Regions from separate parts of the Homo sapiens genome. Here region 2 is linked to region 1. A link is an interaction called in ENCODE POLR2A ChIA-PET data of the cell type or tissue named here. Cell type or tissue: GM12878. All regions are shown on one strand. Each heading gives the region's core, and the rest is flanking DNA. Links, peaks and the distances in the headings are about the cores only.

Region 1 (8,325 bases), core at 117-8,116:
TTTGGAAAAGGGTGGCTGTGTGAAGATATCGAAGCAAATTGCTGAACCGGGCCCTCGTCTGGCCTGTGCCTGTTTCCCCAACCAAGTGGGTTGGGGTGCCTGCCAAGTAAAGTCCTGCCATGGCTGCACACTGGACAGGATACCTGGGAGTCTTTGAAATTTAGAAATGCAGGAGGCATCACTTACATTGTGCTTTGCAAAGCATTTTCCAACTGTTGTTTTACAGGTCAGTGGAACATTTATAAGGCAGATACAGACCCAGGTAGGGTTACTGAGGAACCCAGAGATACACTGTGGGTCACACAGTGGCCCTGGGACTCCTGATTCCAGTGCCAACGGAGTGGCTGCTAAACCAGTTGCTGCTAATAGCCTGAATTATGGCTGCTGTTCATTGAGTGCTTGCTGCCAGCCAGGCATGGTGCTAGATGCTCTCAGGTGTTAGTGAATCCTCACAGCAGCACTGCAAGGTGGGTGTTGTTGCCGCTGCTTTGTAGATGAAGAACTGAGACTTACAGAACTTACCAGATGTGCCCAAACAGACAGCAGGAGGATCTGGGGTTGAAACTCATGTCTTTCTGATGCACAGCCCCTGCTCTTAGTTCCTGCTCCTTGATGTGCTCAACAAACCTTAATTGTCCTTTGGGGTTGTCTGCCCCCAAAAGTCTGAATTTTTTTTTTTTTGTTTTTGAGATGGAGTCTCGTTCTGTTGCCAGGCTGGAGTACAGTGGTGTGATCTCGGCTCACTGCAACCTCTGACTCCTGGGTTCAAGCGACTCTCATGCCTCAGCCTCCCGAGTAGCTGGGATTACAGGCACGCACCACCACAGCCAGCTAATTTTTGTATTGTTACTAGAGACGGGGTTTTGCCATGTTGGCCAGGCTGGTCTCGAACTCCTGACCTCGTGATCCGCCTGCCTCGGCCTCCCAAACTGCTGGGACTATAGGTGTGAGACACTGTGCCTGGCCAAGTCTGAGTCTTTTTGAGCTGAGAACTGTGCTGAGTGTTGTGGAGGAGACAGTAATGTCCAAGTTGCTGTTCCTGGGAGGGGGATAAGACGAGTCCACCAATAGATCTACAGTGGAAATGTGGCCAGTTAAAGGAGGTCGAAGTCATCCCCATAGGGAGCTCAGAAAAGGCATTTGGGATGGGCCTCTAAGGGTAGGTTTCCAAGCAGTGCCTGTGGGCTGGAGGGGGTGTGCAGGCCAACAGGTACAAAGAAAGGCTATCACAAGGCACATTTAGGGAGTTGTCCCTTTTTTCTAGAGCATAGGGGATTTATTTAGAAAGTAGTAAGGAATCCTATTTGGTTGCAAGCAGCAACTTGGCTGCCTTTGGCAGGAAAGCATTTCCTTGGAAAGCTGTGGGAACTATAAAATCAGAGTGATGACTCAGGACCCAGGTCCCCTCCAGGGTCTTGGAGTGGGTGCAGCAGGAACCAAAGGCCAGTCTCTTCAGGGAACCGCTGTTGCCAGGATGCATCTGCTCCAGCTGTGCTCACTCATTTTGTCATCACTGCTTGGGATTCATATCTGAGGGAGGAAGTGTCTGGTTGGCCCAGCCTGGGCCGTGTTCCCTTGTTCCCTTCCTTGGCCAGGGAAGGGCTGGTGGCATGTTGGGCAGTTCCCTCGCAACCCTGCATCCAAAAGCAAAACTCTCCAGAAGGAGAGAAAATACACACTGCAAAAAATCTGTCCAGACAGGTGCTGGATAAGGACTTGAACTGACAGGTGGTGAAGCAGGGGGCTTTAGTCTGACTAGTTTCTGAGCAGACCGAGGGCAAACTGGCAGCAGGGTATGGCTGGGTCATAAGGGGACAGGGAGAGGAGGGAGGGAGGAGATGGAGAACTAGATAGAGTCCAATTGAGGTATGCAGGCCGGCACTTGGCAGTAGAAGTGGAAAAGAGGGGACGGAGTCTAGAGAGCTTGCAAAAGTAGCTGTCTTCAGAGCAGACACTGATGGGCTGGGGCTTGGAGTTTCAGTGCCTGGTGATGAGAGCTGGTTCCTTTACTGAAATGGGGCAGTCAGGAGGAGGAAGAGTTTAGGAGAAGGTGATGTGGCCTCGCTTTGGAGGAGCTGTGTGCTTATGCTGACCGCACACCCGGAATCCTGGTGAGCTTCCTGAGGTTGGGAGCCTTGCCCTGAGGCGGTGGGGCCGCCGAGCCCCAGAGGCTCTCTATGTGGTGGACACAGCTGGGGCTCTCTGCCAGCTGGGTGCTTTTGCATCTCTTCTGTTTCCACATGCAGCCCGGGATGGGCTTCTCCTCCTTCCCCTTCTGTGCTTTCAGTTCCTGTGTCCCAGCTTCCGTCCCACACACCTGAGTCCTTACCAACTAAAGGGCCTGGCCCTGCTTTCTGAGACCGAGTTTTCCTTCCTCTCTGCTCAGAGTGCTTGTTAATGATAAGTCCTCATTCAGCTATTAGGGTAGACATCTCCAAGTGACATGTCGCAAGAAGGGGGGTCTGAACTTTGCCTGCTATCTGGGGGAAATCAGGCTTTTTCCTCCAGTTATGCCATGCTCATCAGGGACCCCTGCCTATGTCCCTAACCAGCCATTTTAGCGTACTTCTTGTTGCTATTTATAAATCATTGTTGTAGTTACAACATATTGTCAGGCTTCCATGTTGCCGTTGTGGACCTTGTAGGGTTCCAGGGCACAGGCTGGGCTTTGGGCAATCCTAGCTTTCTAGCTGAGCCCTGGTGGTTTCCTGCTGCAGAAATGGGTGGGAGGGAGGGAACAGAGTTGTCTTGGGTGGAGGCAGGAGGAGCTATGCTGAAGGGTGCCTTATCCCTGCAGATTCTTAGAGCAGGTCATCTTCCTGGAGTGAAGAGGACTTTCCCTCAATTCAAATATGTTTGCTGTTTTACCAACTATTAATGCAGTGGATACTACCATGTACAATAAGGTGAACAAGGGCCAAGGTAAATCTAGAGGAAAAAATGTAATTTTTAAAAATTTTACCAATCATGCTAAATGGGGCCTCGCTGTGTCACCCAGGCTGGAATACAGTGGTGCTGTCATAGTTCACTGCAGCCTTGAACTCTTGGGCTCAAGTGGTCCTTCCACCTCAGCTTCCTGAGTAGCTGCAGCAACTACAGGTGTACACTACTTTGTGCCCAGCTAAGTTAAAAAAAAATATATATATATATATTTTTTTTAAGACGGAGTCTCGCTCTGTTGCCCAGGCTGGAGTGCAGTGGCGCCATCTCGGCTCACTGCAAGCTCTGCCTCCTGGGTTCATGCCATTCTCCTGCCTCAGCCTCCCGAGTAGCTGGGACTACAGGCACCCGCCACCACGCCTGGCTAATTTTCTTGTATTTTTAGTAGAGACGGGGTTTCACTGTATTAGCCAGGATGGTCTCGATCTCATGACCTCGTGATCTGCCCGCCTCGGCCTCCCAAAGTGCTGGGATTACAGAGGTGAGCCACTGCACCTGGCCAATTTTTTTTTTTTTTTTTAAAGAGATGGGAGTTTTGCTGTGTTTCCCAGGCTGGTCTTGAACTCCTGGCTTCAAGTGATCCTCCCACCTGGCTAAATTTTATTTGCATGTTGGTGATAATTAACACAACACACATAGTTCTGGTATCAGATGTTGAAAACAACCCAGCTTCTTCTTTCTGATGCTATTGGTTTCTAGGTGAAGGGGCCCGTCCTCCTGGGAGGTGGCATTGCGGGGCCCAGGGGCAGAGAGGGGACCCTGAGGTGTTGCGGCATGACCCAAGGACCTGCTCTGTCTTTTCTCTCTTGACTGAGCAGTCCTAGCCCTGCGGGCAGGCAGCAGCCCCCCAGCCTCAGCAGGTCAGCAGCCTTTGGAGGGAGAAAATTGGCAACAAATGTTAATAGCTAATTGGTCTACAGGGAACTACTTTGGTGTGGAAAAATCAACAAGATATTTGTGTGGCTAAAGGGAACTTAGAGGGACTAGGGCTGACAGTGAAGAGGGGAAGATGAGGAGAGGCACACGTCAGGAGATTGCCCCGCCCTGCCACCCCCACCTCTCCACCCCCTGCTGCCTGCCTCCCCCACGCCCCCTCCTTCCTGTCTTCTTTGCAGGCTTCCTTTTTGTTTGCAAGGGACATTAGTAGAATATGGAATCTCCCCTGCCCTGTAAGTCAGGTTTCCCCAACCTTTGTTCCTACCCAAGTTCAGTTAAACACAAAGCACCAGCGATTTGATGCAGGCAGTGAATTGGAACCTGAGTTTCAGGGGGAAGTGAAAGTTTCTGTGGGCCTGTGTGGAGTCCCTAGGCTACACAAGAAAAGATGGCAGCAACCAAAGGGAATGAGGCTGTGTGGGAAAGTAAAGGGAGAGGAGAGAACCCCGGCCTCCTCGGTTCCCACCTCTCTTGGGTGCTCTAGGGAGCAGTGTGAGTCCTGGGTTCGGGTTGCCAGACCACAAGGGAGTTTCTGGGGCCTGGCCCTCTCTCTGCTCCTTCCTGTCCCAAAGGGCTTAGTATTTCCCTGGATCCAGGCCTGTTTAGTGTTTGGCTGGTTTCTGGGGCCTCCAGCATGGCTCAGGGGAGACCCCAGGTCCATGGGTAGGAGGAGATGGTGAGGAGAGGAATGGGGATCCCATTCAGGCTCCCCTCGTGAAGGGGGCCAACACTGGTACTTCCTTAGACGGGAAGAGGCTGTGGCATGGGAAGCAGGTCAATAGTTTGTGTCAAGGAGGTGCAGCCCAAGATCACAGTGGTGGCTGTTTGATGAAGGATTTTCCTCAGTGCCTGAAAAGCAATTTACTCTTGTCCTTAAAGCAACAGTGGGTAGGCTTCTAGAATGAGTGTGAGTTTTCATCTCAAGTGGCAGTGCCCAGCTGTCTGCATACCTCAGCCCCTTCAGACCTGGCTGAGGTATTTTAGAGGGCATTGTCTTCCACCCATGCTGCCAGTCCTGGCAGTTCCTGCCCAGCCTGGATCCCTGGGCATACCCTGCCACTAATGCTGTGCAGACAAAGTGAGGCCTGCTGGCCCTCTGTTGGCAGCCCAGAGGCCCAGGTGGAGGCCTGGGCTGGCCGAGGGCCCAGGAGCATCAGGGCAGGTCTGTTTGGCTGTCCTCAAGGGAAAGCAGCTTGTTATTCTCAGGGGGCATGAGGGTGCAGCTGATTTTCACAGTCTAGGGCTTGGTCTGGTTGAATGCATATAGGATTCTTGCTGCCTTAGCTACCCACAGGGTTTTGGTGCTGTGTGACCCGGGGCAAGTCATTACCCCTCTCTAAGCCTGGGAGGCCAAGGCGGGCAGATCACCTGAGGTCAGGAGTTCAAGACCAGCCTGGCCAATATGGCAAAACCCTATCTCTACTAACAATACAAAAAATTAGCCGGGTGTGGTGGAGGGCGCCTGTAATCCCAGCTACTGGGGAGGCTGAGGCAGGAGAATCACTTGAACCTGGGAGGTGGAGGTTACAGTGAGCCGTGATCACCCCATTTCACTCCAGCCTGGGCAATAAGAGCGAAACTCTGTCTCAAAAAAAAAAAAAAAAAAAAGAATTTAAAGCCCTGCTCAGGGATTCACTCTTTTTTTTTTTTTTTTTTTTGAGACAGAGTCTTGCTCTGTTGCCCAGGCTGGAGTGCAGTGGCGCGATCTCGGCTCACTGCAAGCTCCGCCTCCCGGGTTCATGCCATTCTCCTGCCTCAGCCTGCTAGCTGGGACTACAGGCATCTGCCACTACGCCCGGCTAATTTTTTGTATTTTTAGTAGAGACGGTGTTTCACCGTGTTAGCCAGGATGGTCTCGATCTCCTGACCTCGTGATCTGCCCACCTCAGCCTCCCAAAGTGCTGGGATTACAGGCTTGAGCCACCTTACCCGGCCTCAGGGATTCATTCTTCAGCCATCTGGTCAACCTGATTGACAGAAGCCCGCCACAGCCTGAGTGGGGAGGTAGTACTGGGGGCCCAGGAGGCCATCATAAGGGCCAGATGTCTGTGGGAATTGGCTTGAACTTTCTCCTAACCTGTTTGGATGCGTTAAGCAGCAGCCAGCCTGCTCTGGCATCTCCCTGGACAACTCAGGCTCCTGCAGCTGAGGGGGCTGTGCTCAGTTCCCCTGCATCCAGTAGTTCCTCACCCCCACTTCCAACTCCTGCTCTGTCCTGGATTCAGGCAGAAAACTCCATCTGGTCTCTTTCCTCCCTTCTTACTCTGGCCACCATTTAGGCCCTGGGGTGACTGTTAATAGGATTCCCATTTTTTTATTTGCCAAGTTCTCCCCCACCCTTTTACATCCTGTGCTCTGCTCTAGCCAGGTTTTTCCCCAAAGCCAGGGTGGGAGGTGGAATCAGACTGATCTGGGAGGCGCTGGGTCAGCCGCACAGCCACGTGGCAGATCTGTGAGGAGTTGAGAACCCGCTTGGAAGGGGCTGGGTAGGATCTCACTGTAGAGAAGAGGAGGAAGGTAGTGAGGAAAAGGCCACACATACCAAGATACAAAGGCCTGAACTGAGAAGGCAGGGGACGTGTGGGGACCTTGAGAAGTCCAGTTTGAGCAGAGCATAAGGTTTCCTGGATTGTGTCCAAGAGGGAGGGATAGGATAGAGGGGTCTGGGGAGAGATGGGCCCCAAGCCCCACCCTAGCAGGGAGGAAGGGGCAGGCTTTCTGGCAGCCTCTGGCTGTCCTGGGCTGGTCACAAAGAATTGTGCTTACAGGAAGCGGGGGAGGGGTTGTTAATGGCAGTTTGTTCACAGGCTGCAAGGCTGCCAAAGGTCAGTCTGATAAGAGGGAAGAGATAGACTCCTTGAGTTTTGTAATCCCAGATAGCTGCCTTCTCTTAGCTGGCCCCACAGATACTGACAGTTGAGTTGGTGCTGCTGCCGCTCTGTCACCTCCTCCTGAAATACACAGCCCCTGGCTTCGGCCCAGCTGGGTTTCCCCTGCCTGGCCACCAGCTCCCTTTCCCATCTGCGGTCAGCTGTGCACTGGGGGAGGGGACAAACCTGGCAAGACTGAGCTCATTCTGAGCCTGACTCAGGAGTTTGAAGCCTCCCCAGGAGTGGTGCCAGGGCTGTGGACAGAGCAGTGACTTCCAGACCTTTCCGTTCCATTTTGGTGTCAGGGTTATCCTGCAGCCCAGCCAGCCAGACCTGGGGCCTTTGGGGAGTTCCGCCTTTACCCCAGAGCATTGGGAGGTCTGGCTGTTGTGATGAGAGGAATTAGAGATGGGGATCTAATGAGATTTGCTTATGTGAAGACCACTTTGGCTACCCTATGAAGAAGGAGTTGAAGGGGGTCCGTTTAGTAGATCTGGGGCTTAAGTGGTTAGGACTGCTGGAGGTGAAGAATGACATTTCCTTGGATGGAGTGATGGTTGTAGACAGAGCGAGAAATAGATCTGAGAGACATTTCAGTGGTAAAAATTAGTTGAGATTTGTAATAGATTGGCTGTGAGAGGTTGAGGAAGGAGGGCTCACATATGACTCTTACATTTCAGGCTTAGATGGATGGGGGTTCCTTTCCCAGAAATTGGGAATACAGAAAGAATACTGGGTTTGGCCAGGCGCAGTGGCTCACGCCTGTAATCCCAGCACTTTGGGAGGCTGAGGCGGGCGGATCACGAGGTCAGGAGATCGAGACCATCCTGGCTAACACGGTGAAACCCCATCTCTACTAAAAATACAAAAATTAGCCAGGCATGGTGGCGGGGGCCTGTAGTCCCAGCTACTTGGGAGGCTGAGGCAGGAGAATGGCTTGAACCCAGGAGGTGGAGGTTGCAGTGAGCCGAGATCGCACCACTGCACTCCAGCCTGGGCGACAGAGTGAGATTCAGTCTCAAAAAAAAAAAAAAAAAAGAAGACTGGGTTTGAGGGGCTTGAGGGGCTTGGATTATGCATGGGTTTGGTTTGGGGCAAGTTGAGTTTGAGATACTTTTTGGATACCTCTACTAAGGTATACTGTCTAAAGGATAGCATCCAGAAATTAGTGGGATAGATGGGTCTGGTGTTCAGGGGCGTGACTGTCACCATTTGAAAAGCCAGAGATGCTCAGGTATGGTGGCTTGTGTCTGTAATCTCAGCACTTTGGGATGCTGAGGTAAGAGGATTGCCTAAGCCCAGGAGTTCGAGACCAGCCTGGGAAACATAGGGAGACCATGTCGGTAAAAAGTATTTTAAAAAGTAGCTGGGAATGGTGGTACATACCTGTGGTCCCGGCTACTCGGGAGGCTGAGGTGGGAGGATTGCTGGAGCCTGGGAGGTCAAGACTGCAGTGAACCATTTTTGCGCCACTGCACTCCAGCCTGAGCGACAGAGCGAGACCCTTTGTCAAAAAAGAAAGAGAGAAAATCCAGAGATAATTCTTAAAGGTTGAAATACACTTTTGGGCCAGGCGCGG
Region 2 (8,325 bases), core at 170-8,169, 160 kb before region 1:
TCACTATAAATCTAACAAAATATGTACAAGATCTGTATGAGGAGTACTATACAACCCTGATGAAAGAAAGCAAAGATCTAAATAAATGGAGAGATATTCCATGTTCATGGATAGGATGATTCAATATTGTTAAGATGGTTGTTCTCCCCAACTTTGTAGATTCAATGCAACACAATAAAAATCCCAGAAAGTTATTTTGTAATATCTACAAGTTGATTCTAAAGTTTACACAGAGTAGCAAAAGACCTAGAAGGACAACACAAAAAAGAAGAATGGAATTAGAGAACTGACACTCCCTGACTTCAAGACTTACTTAAAGCTATAGCAATCAAGATAGTGTGGTATTGGTGAAAGAACAGACAAATAGATCAGTGGAACAATAGGGAACCAAGAATAGACTCACACAAATATAGTCAACTGATCTTTGACAAAGGAGCAAAGGCAATTCAATGGAAAAAGGATAGTCTTTCCAACAAATGGTGCTGGAATGATTGATCATCCACCTGCAAGAAAAAAATCTAGATATTGCCAGGTACACTAGCTCACACCTCTGATCCTAGTGCTCCAAGAAGCTAAAGCAGGAGGATTGCTTGAGGGCAGGAGTCTGAGATCAGGCTGGGCAACACAGCAAGACCCCATCACCACAAAAAAAGAAAAAATACAAAAAAAATAGCCCAGCATGGTGGCATGCACCTGTAGTCCCAGCTACTCGGGAGGCTGAGGTGGGAGGATCACTTGAGCCCAGAGTTCAAGACTGCTATGAGCCACAATCATGCCACTGCACTCCAGCCTTGACAACAGAGTGAGATCCTGTCTCAAAAAATAACAACAACAACAACAAACTAGGTACTAAGAAATCTTGATTCTAAGGTCTGACCTTAGACCTTAGACCTTTCACAAAAATTTATTCAAAATGAAACTTGAACCTAAACATAAAATGCAAAACTATAAAACTTCTAGAAGATAACATAGGAAGAAAATCTAGCTGATCTTGGGTTTGGTGATGTTTTTCTATATATCAAAAGCACGATCCTTGAAATAAAAAATTGACATTAGACTTTATTAAAATTAAAAGCTTCTGCTCTGCAAAAGACACTATTGCTAGGAAAAATGATAAAATATTTGCAAAAGACATATTGATAAAGACCTTGTATCTAAAATATACAAAGAACTCTTAAAACTCAACAATAAGAAAACAAACAACCCAGTTAAAAAATGGACAATAGGGCCAGGCGCAGTAGCTCATGCCTGTAATCCCAGCACTTTAGGGGGCTGACACAGGAGGATCGCCTGAGGCCAGCAGTTCGAGACCAGCCTGGCCAATATGGTGAAACCCCGTCTCTATTTATTAAAAAAAGAAAAAGAATAAAACTGTGTTTTTAAGAAAAATTTAAAAAATAGGGCCGGCACGGTGGCTCACGCCTGTAATCCCAGTACTTTGGGAGGCCGAGGCGGGCAGATCATTAAGTCAGGAGTTCAAGACCAGCCTGACCAACATGCTGAAACCCCGTCTCTACTAAAAATACAAAAATTAGCTGGGCATGGTGGCATGTGCCTGTAATCCCAGCTACTCAGGAGGCTGAGGCAGGAGAATCGCTTGCACCCAGGAGGCAGAGGCTGCAGTGAGCCCAGATCGCGCCACTGTACTCCAGCCTGGACGACAGAGTGAGACTCCATCTCAAAAAAAGAAAAAGAAAAAATAAACCAATAAATAAATAAATAAAACTGCTTTGTAAAAGTCTACTGATTTTTTTTAAGGAAGTTTAAAAGCTATTTTTAAAATAATTATTCAGCAACTGGTATAGGCTTTGCAGGCAGACAGCCCAGGATTCAAGTCTCAGAACCCTGAGCCTGCCAAGCTTCCTCCTCTGGGGATTACAGCCACACCTTCCAGGGTTGGGTTAAGGGTCCCAGAACCCACAGCAGCATGAGAGTCAAAAGTTATGTTGCTACCTGATTCTCATGGGCAGAGAGAGGAGGGGCCTTCTATTACACCTCAGGAGGCGGTCAGGGTGGGGTGCACTGGGGAGAAGAACGAGGGCGAGTAGAACAGGAGGCACCCGCTCCAGTGACATCATCCAACAAAGGTTTCCTGCCTGTGACAAGACACTGGAAAGTGCCTGGCCCCAGCCCAGCCTCAGCCGGGCCAGCAGGTCTGCTGGCCTTTATGCATTGTATGGCTTTAGTGGGGCCTGGGAAGCCAGGAGGAGGGCTATGGAGTGACCCAGTATGGTAGAGACAAGAATGAACCTGGAGCAGGTGGTGGGGGGAGTAGAAGGACCACCACCTCCCCGCCGCCCCCATGCCCCTTCCCACTGTGGAACCCTGGAGGAGACCCTAAGCAGCTTCTTCATCACTACCTAGTACTACCAGGGCCCCCACCCAGGACAGTGGTGAGAAGAGAAAGATCAAATGCACTTTGCTCCTCCAAGCAGCAAGGAGCACAAACACCACTGCCGTTGGCCCCAGCCTGGCCCCAGCCCAGCCCCAGCACCGAGCCTCAGGGCAACAGCAGGGGGAAGGGAGAAGCCAGGCTCCTAGGCATGACTTAACCTCTCTGATCCTCAGTTTCCTCATCTGCAGTATGGGAATATCAGCTGCACGTCACCAGCTGGGCCCTGTAAGAATCCGGGGAGATGGTGCCTGTATAGGGCTGAGCACCCTGCCTGGCACAGAGGTAAATGACAGCTCCCTGTGCCTCCATACAAGGTGACTGCCAGGCAAGCTAACAGGGGCAGGGTGGGAGGACGGTGAGGGCCATTCTTTTTTTTTTTTTTTTTTTAAGAGACAGGATCTCACTCCACTACTCAGGCTGGAGTACAATGGTGTGATCATGGCTAACTGAAGCCTCGACCTCCTGGGTTCATGCGATCCTCCCACCTCAGCCTCCTGAGTAGCTGGGACTACAGGTACGTGCCACCACGCCCGGCTAACTGGGTCATTCTGGATAAACTGCTGTCCCTGCCAGAGTCACCCTCTGTCCTAGCTATAAGCGTGGTGGTCATCCTGCCTCAGCTCTGGGGACAAAGGAGGGCACTGGATCACTGCCATCAGGAATGGTATTTATGGCCTATCAGGGGCCAGGTTGGAGTTGGACAGATTGAATCATGTGGACAAGGTCTTGGCACCCAGAGAGCTGAGTTGGAAAACACAGTTGCACAAAAGGCAAAATCAGCTCAACAGCTATGGGACAGACTTAGAGGCCTGCAAGAGAGTTATTAGGAGTGTCTCGTTGAATGGCAGGAGAAGGAAGGCACTGAGTGACACGGAGCCTGGCTCTCCCAGTCTCGCTTGGCATGGTCCCCACAGTGCTGTCCTGAGACCCCGGAGACCCGAGCAGGCTGGGGCCGGGGCCGGGTCTGACTGCACAGAGCAGCCAGCGCTGACAGTGTGAAGGCAGCCAGAGGGAGGGGCAGCGCACTGACGACGGGGAGGGCACAGCAGCTACATCTGTACTGTGGGGGTGGCAGGGCACCCCTGACCCCAGGAACTGACTGCCAGGGGCGGGGGCAGGGAGAGGCCAGCTTGCGGGGGGACGGGTTTGGGAGACTTCCACCCAGGATGGAGGGCTCAAGCCGGACTGCCTGGGTTCGAATCCCAGCAACGCCAGCTGCTGGCTAACCTTGGGCAGGTGACTTAACCTCTGAGCCTTGGTTCCCAGGTGTTGACAGCCCCTACCGCACAGGGCTATGGTGAGGATTTGAGATCAAGCCTGTTCAGCTTAACACAGCACCTGGCCCAGTGAAAACAGCACCAGCTACTTCCGCACTATTGGGCTAGACCTGGGACAAGCCTTCCCACCCGGCTGCCCCCTCCCTCTGACCCGAGCACCACCTTTACAAGGGTTTGTTATATACAATTTTTGTCTGGACTGGGTCCCATCAGAGAGGTGCACAGCGTCGGAGGTACACAGCCTTGGCTCCACCCCCACCTCGCACAGGCACCTCCTTACCTGCCTCCGCTAATGGGGAGCTCCCCAATCCACAAAGCAGCCTCTGTTCCTCATGCAGACATCTCTGATCATGAGTTCTCTAGCGTGAGCCCAAATCTCTTCCCTACAACTGCCCCTTAGTGGGAGTGATTTTTCTGCCAGGGACTTTCCAATGTCTGGAATCTGCCCATCCCACACATGCTAGGAATCCCCCAAGCAGGGCCCCATCACGGCTCCAGGAAGGATTCCCTGAACCCCAGCCCTCTCCCGCCGTGAGCAGCTTCTGCTGAATGGAGTAATGACTTCCACAGGGACACAGACGCCCCTCCCCTGGGTGGGTCTGTCCATCTCTCCAGCAACACCTCCCCGAAGGCAGAAAGCCTTGTATTCCCACAGACCTGAGGCTAATAACACAGTTCACATGCGTTGCCTCATCCTGTCCTCACGAACCCTGTAAAGGATCTACTATTTTTTCGTTTGTTTTTAAAAATCATGGTAAGGCCGGGTGCAGTGGCTCACGCCTGTAATCCCAACACTCTGGGAGGCCGAGGCAGGCGGATCATTTGAGGTCAGGAGTTCAAGACCAGCCTGGCCAACATGGTGAAACCCCATCTCTACTAAAAATACAAAAAATAGCTGGGCGTGGTGGCGGGCACCTGTAATCCCAGCTACTTGGGAGGCTGAGGCAAGAGAATCACTTGAACCCAGGAGGCTGAAGTTGCGGTGAACTGAGGTCATACCACTGGACTCCACCCTGGGTAACAAGAGCAAAACTCTGTCTCAAAAAAAAAAAAAAAAATCATGGTAAAAAAACACATAAGGTGAAATGTACCACATCTATAAAAAAGAATGAGATCATGTCTTTTATGGGAACATGGATGGAGCTGGAGGCCATTATCCTCAGCAAAGTAGCACAGAGCAGAAAACCAAATACTGCACTTTCTCACTTATAAGTGGGAGCTAAATGATGAGAACTCAGGGACACATAGAGGGGACAACAGACACTGGGGTCTATCTGAAGGTGGAGGGTGGGAGGAGGGAGAGGAACAGAAAAGATAACTATTGGGTACTGGGCTTAATTCCTGGGTGATGAAATACAACAAACCCCCATGAGTTTGCCTGTGTAACAAACCTGCACATGTACCCCCGAATCTAAAACAAAAGTTAAAAAAAAATTAACCATTTTAACCATTTTTTTCTTTTCTTATTATTATTTTTTGTGTGTGTGACAGAGTCTCACTATGTTCCCCAGACTGGAGTGCAATGGCGTGACCTTGGCTCACTGCAACCTCCACCTCCCGGGTTCAAGCGATTCTCCTGCCTCAGCCTCCTGAGTAGCTGGGATTACTGGTGCCCGCCACCACGCTCAGCTAGCATTTTTGCCACCGCTCTCAGCTAGCATTTTTTTCCCAGTGGCATTAAATACATTTATATTATTGTGTTACCATCACCACCATCCATTTCCAGAACTTTTCATCTTATAAAACCAAAACTTTATATCCATTCCTCCTTCCCCACCCCCAGCCCCTGGCAACCACCATAGAAACATTGTACTTTCTGTTTCTATGAACCTGGCTACTCTGGCTCCGTTACATAAGTAGAATCATACAGTATTTATCTTTTGTGCCTGGCTAATTTCACTTGATTTCCTCAAAGTTCATTCACGTTGTAGCATGTGTCAGAATTCCCTTCCTTTGTAAGGCTGAATCATACCACATTGTGTATATTTACGGCACATTTTGTTTTTCCATTCATCTGTTGATGAACACTTGAATTGCTTTTACCTTTTAGCTACGATTGATGCTGCTATGAACATGGGTGGGCAAATATCTCTTTGAGACTCTGCTTTTAGTTCTTTTTGGTATATATCCAGAAGTGGGATTGCTGGATTGTATGGTGATTCTATTTTTAATGTTTTTTTTTTTTGAAATGAAGTTTCACTCTTGTTGCCCAGGCTTGGAGTGAAATGGCGTGATCTCAGCTCAATGCAACCTCCACCTCCCAGGTTCAAGTGATTCTCCTGCCTCAGCCTCCCGAGTAACTGGGATTACAGACATGTGCCACCACGCCTGGCTAATTTTTGTATTTTTAGTAGATATGGGGTTTTGCCATGTTGGCCAGGCTGGTCTTGGGTCTTGAACTCCTGACCTTCAGGTGATCCACCCACCTCAGCCTCCCAAAGTGCTGGGATTACACGCATGAGCCACCGCACCCGGCCTCTACTTGTTAATTTTTTCAGGAACCACTAAACTAGTTTCCACAGCAGCTGCACCAGTTAAACTAGTTTCCACAGCAGCTGCACCAGTTAACATCCCCACCAACTGTGCTCAAGGTGCCAGTTCCTCCACATCCCACCAACACATATTGTTTTCTGTTTGTTTCTGAGACAGGGTCTCACTCTGTCACCCAGGCTAGAGTGCAGTGGCGCGACCTCTGCTCACTGAGACCTCCGCCTCCTGGGTTCAAGTGATTCTCATTCCTCAGCCTCCTGAGTAACTGGGACTACAGGCGTGTGCCACCACAGCCCGCTAATTTTTGTATTTTTAGTGGAGCCAGGATCTCACCCTGTTTGCCAGGCTGGTCTCAAACTCTTGGCCTCAAGTGATCTGCTCGCCTCGGCCTCCCAAAGTGCTGAGATTACAGGCATGAGCCGCTGCGCCCGGCTATTTTCTTTCTTTCTTTTTTTTTTTGATAGCAGCCATCCTGAAGGGTGTGGGGTAGTGTATTGTAGGCAGATTGTGTATTTTTCCCCATTTTAAGCTTAGGAAAGTAGGACTGGAGAGGCATGGTGACTCTGCCAAGGTCCTATAGGCGGCAGGTGGCAGAGCTGGGATTCAAACTCAGCACTGTCAGCGGGGCGCGGTGGCTCACACCTGTAATCCCAGCCCTTTGGGACGCCGAGGCGGGCGGATCATGAGGTCAGAAGATCAAGATCATCCTGGCTAAAACGGTGAAACCCCGTCTCTACTAAAAAAATATAAAAAATTAGCTGGGCGTGGTGGCGGGCGTCTGTAGTCCCAGCTACTCGGGAGGCTGAGGCAGGAGAATGGCGTGAACCCGGGAGGCGGAGCTTGCAGTGAGCTCAGATTGTGCCACTGCACTCCAGCCTGGGCAACAGAGTGAGACTCTGTCTCAAAAAAAAAAGCAAAACTCAGCGCTGTCTGCGGCTGTGTGGTGCTCTCAGCAGCCCCCATCCCCACAAATCCTCGCTGTGTCACTAGGGTGGCTCAGTGGCCACCCTAGGGCCTCCAGCATTGATCTCCACCCAGGGCCTGGCTAGGGAGGAGGCAGTGACTCCAAAGGAGACCACCCCTGAGAGTTGCAAGACTAACCCCAGCCCCTGGATCCCCCTGACCTACTTGACCCTGACACTAGCTAGCATTCTGGGAGGGGCCTCCATCTCACGCAGGCAGGAGCAGGGCCCCAGGGCTAGCTCGGCAGCCCCCAAATGAGCCCGCAACATCTTGGATTATCTTGCAGGAAAGCAGGGGGCCCTCCAGCAAGGTGACCAAACCAGGTGGCCGCCACAGGTGAATCAGGGCACAGCCCATCTGGGGTCACATCTCATCACTGCCACCTCCCGCCTGCGTGACCGTGGGCAAGCTGGGAGACTTCCCTGTACCTCGATTTCTTCATCTGTAAAATGGGGGAGACTCAGTTGCACCTTGCAAGGAGCTGTGAGCGTTCAGTGAGCAGCAGATGTGCAATGCCAGGCTGGAGGACAGGTCCAGGACGGTGCCTGCCATTTCTCTCTACCCCACATCTACCCCACGCCACTCTGCCCCTCACCACGGGAGGGGTTGGCAGAGCCTTAGGACTAAGGCTCCTCTGAGTGGTAACACATTTGTTTTTGTTTGGTTTGGTTTGAGGCTGGGTCTTGCTCTGTCACCCAGGCTGGAGTGCAGTGGCGCGAACACAGCTCACTGCAGCCTCAACCTCCAGGGCTCAAGCAATCCTCCCACCTCAGCCTCCCAAGTAGCTGGAACTACAGGCACACACACCACCAGTTATCTTTTGTATAGACGAAGTCTTTCCATGTTGCCCAGGCTGATCTCCAACTCCTGGACTCAAGTGATCCGTCTTGGCTTCCCAAAGTGCTGGATTACAGATGTGAGCCACCAGGCCAGGCCTTGAAGGGATTTTTGTACACCCATGTTTGTAGAAGCGTTATTCGCAATAGCTAAGAGATGGAAGCAACCCAAGTATCTGTTGACAGGTAAATAGATAAACAAAATATGGTGTATATACATACAATAGGGTTTCATTCAGTCTTAAAAACAAGGAGGCCAGGGCTGGGGGCGGTGGCTCATGCCTGTAATCCCAGCACTTTGGGAGGCCAAAGCAGGCAGATCACGAAGTCAGGAGATCGAGACCATCCTGGCTAACATGGTAAA

Evidence for each region. Peaks named below come from ENCODE experiments on the same cell type or tissue, not always from the same donor. Only the 100,000 strongest peaks of a DNase experiment are listed, where the experiment ranks them.
Region 2: POLR2A ChIA-PET joins it to region 1 with 5 read pairs; 3 of 35 experiments call an interaction of 5 or more read pairs at or near these places.

What each region holds. Positions count from the first base shown.
Region 1 is chr16:70,426,798-70,435,122 of GRCh38, reverse strand. The region is part of intron 1 of ST3GAL2 (ST3 beta-galactoside alpha-2,3-sialyltransferase 2); the gene reads left to right. LOC124903707 (a long non-coding RNA gene) reads right to left here. Exons shown (of 3, transcript XR_007065103.1): 3 at 8,213-8,250. Among named protein-coding and RNA genes, the nearest start is that of ST3GAL2, 8.1 kb to the left of the region's middle. RefSeq lists enhancers at 1,033-1,593, 4,327-4,436, 3,798-4,489, 5,667-5,756, 5,874-6,563 and 2 more. In GM12878, for the core only: no CTCF peak of the experiment used is centred there; DNase peaks (open chromatin) are centred at 3,632, 4,182, 5,102, 6,862 and 2 weaker places; H3K4me3 peaks cover 6,018 bases; H3K27ac peaks cover 7,087 bases.
Region 2 is chr16:70,586,028-70,594,352 of GRCh38, reverse strand. It overlaps a transcript of IL34 not described here. Among named protein-coding and RNA genes, the nearest start is that of SNORD111, 52 kb to the right of the region's middle. In GM12878, for the core only: no CTCF peak of the experiment used is centred there; no DNase peak of the experiment used is centred there.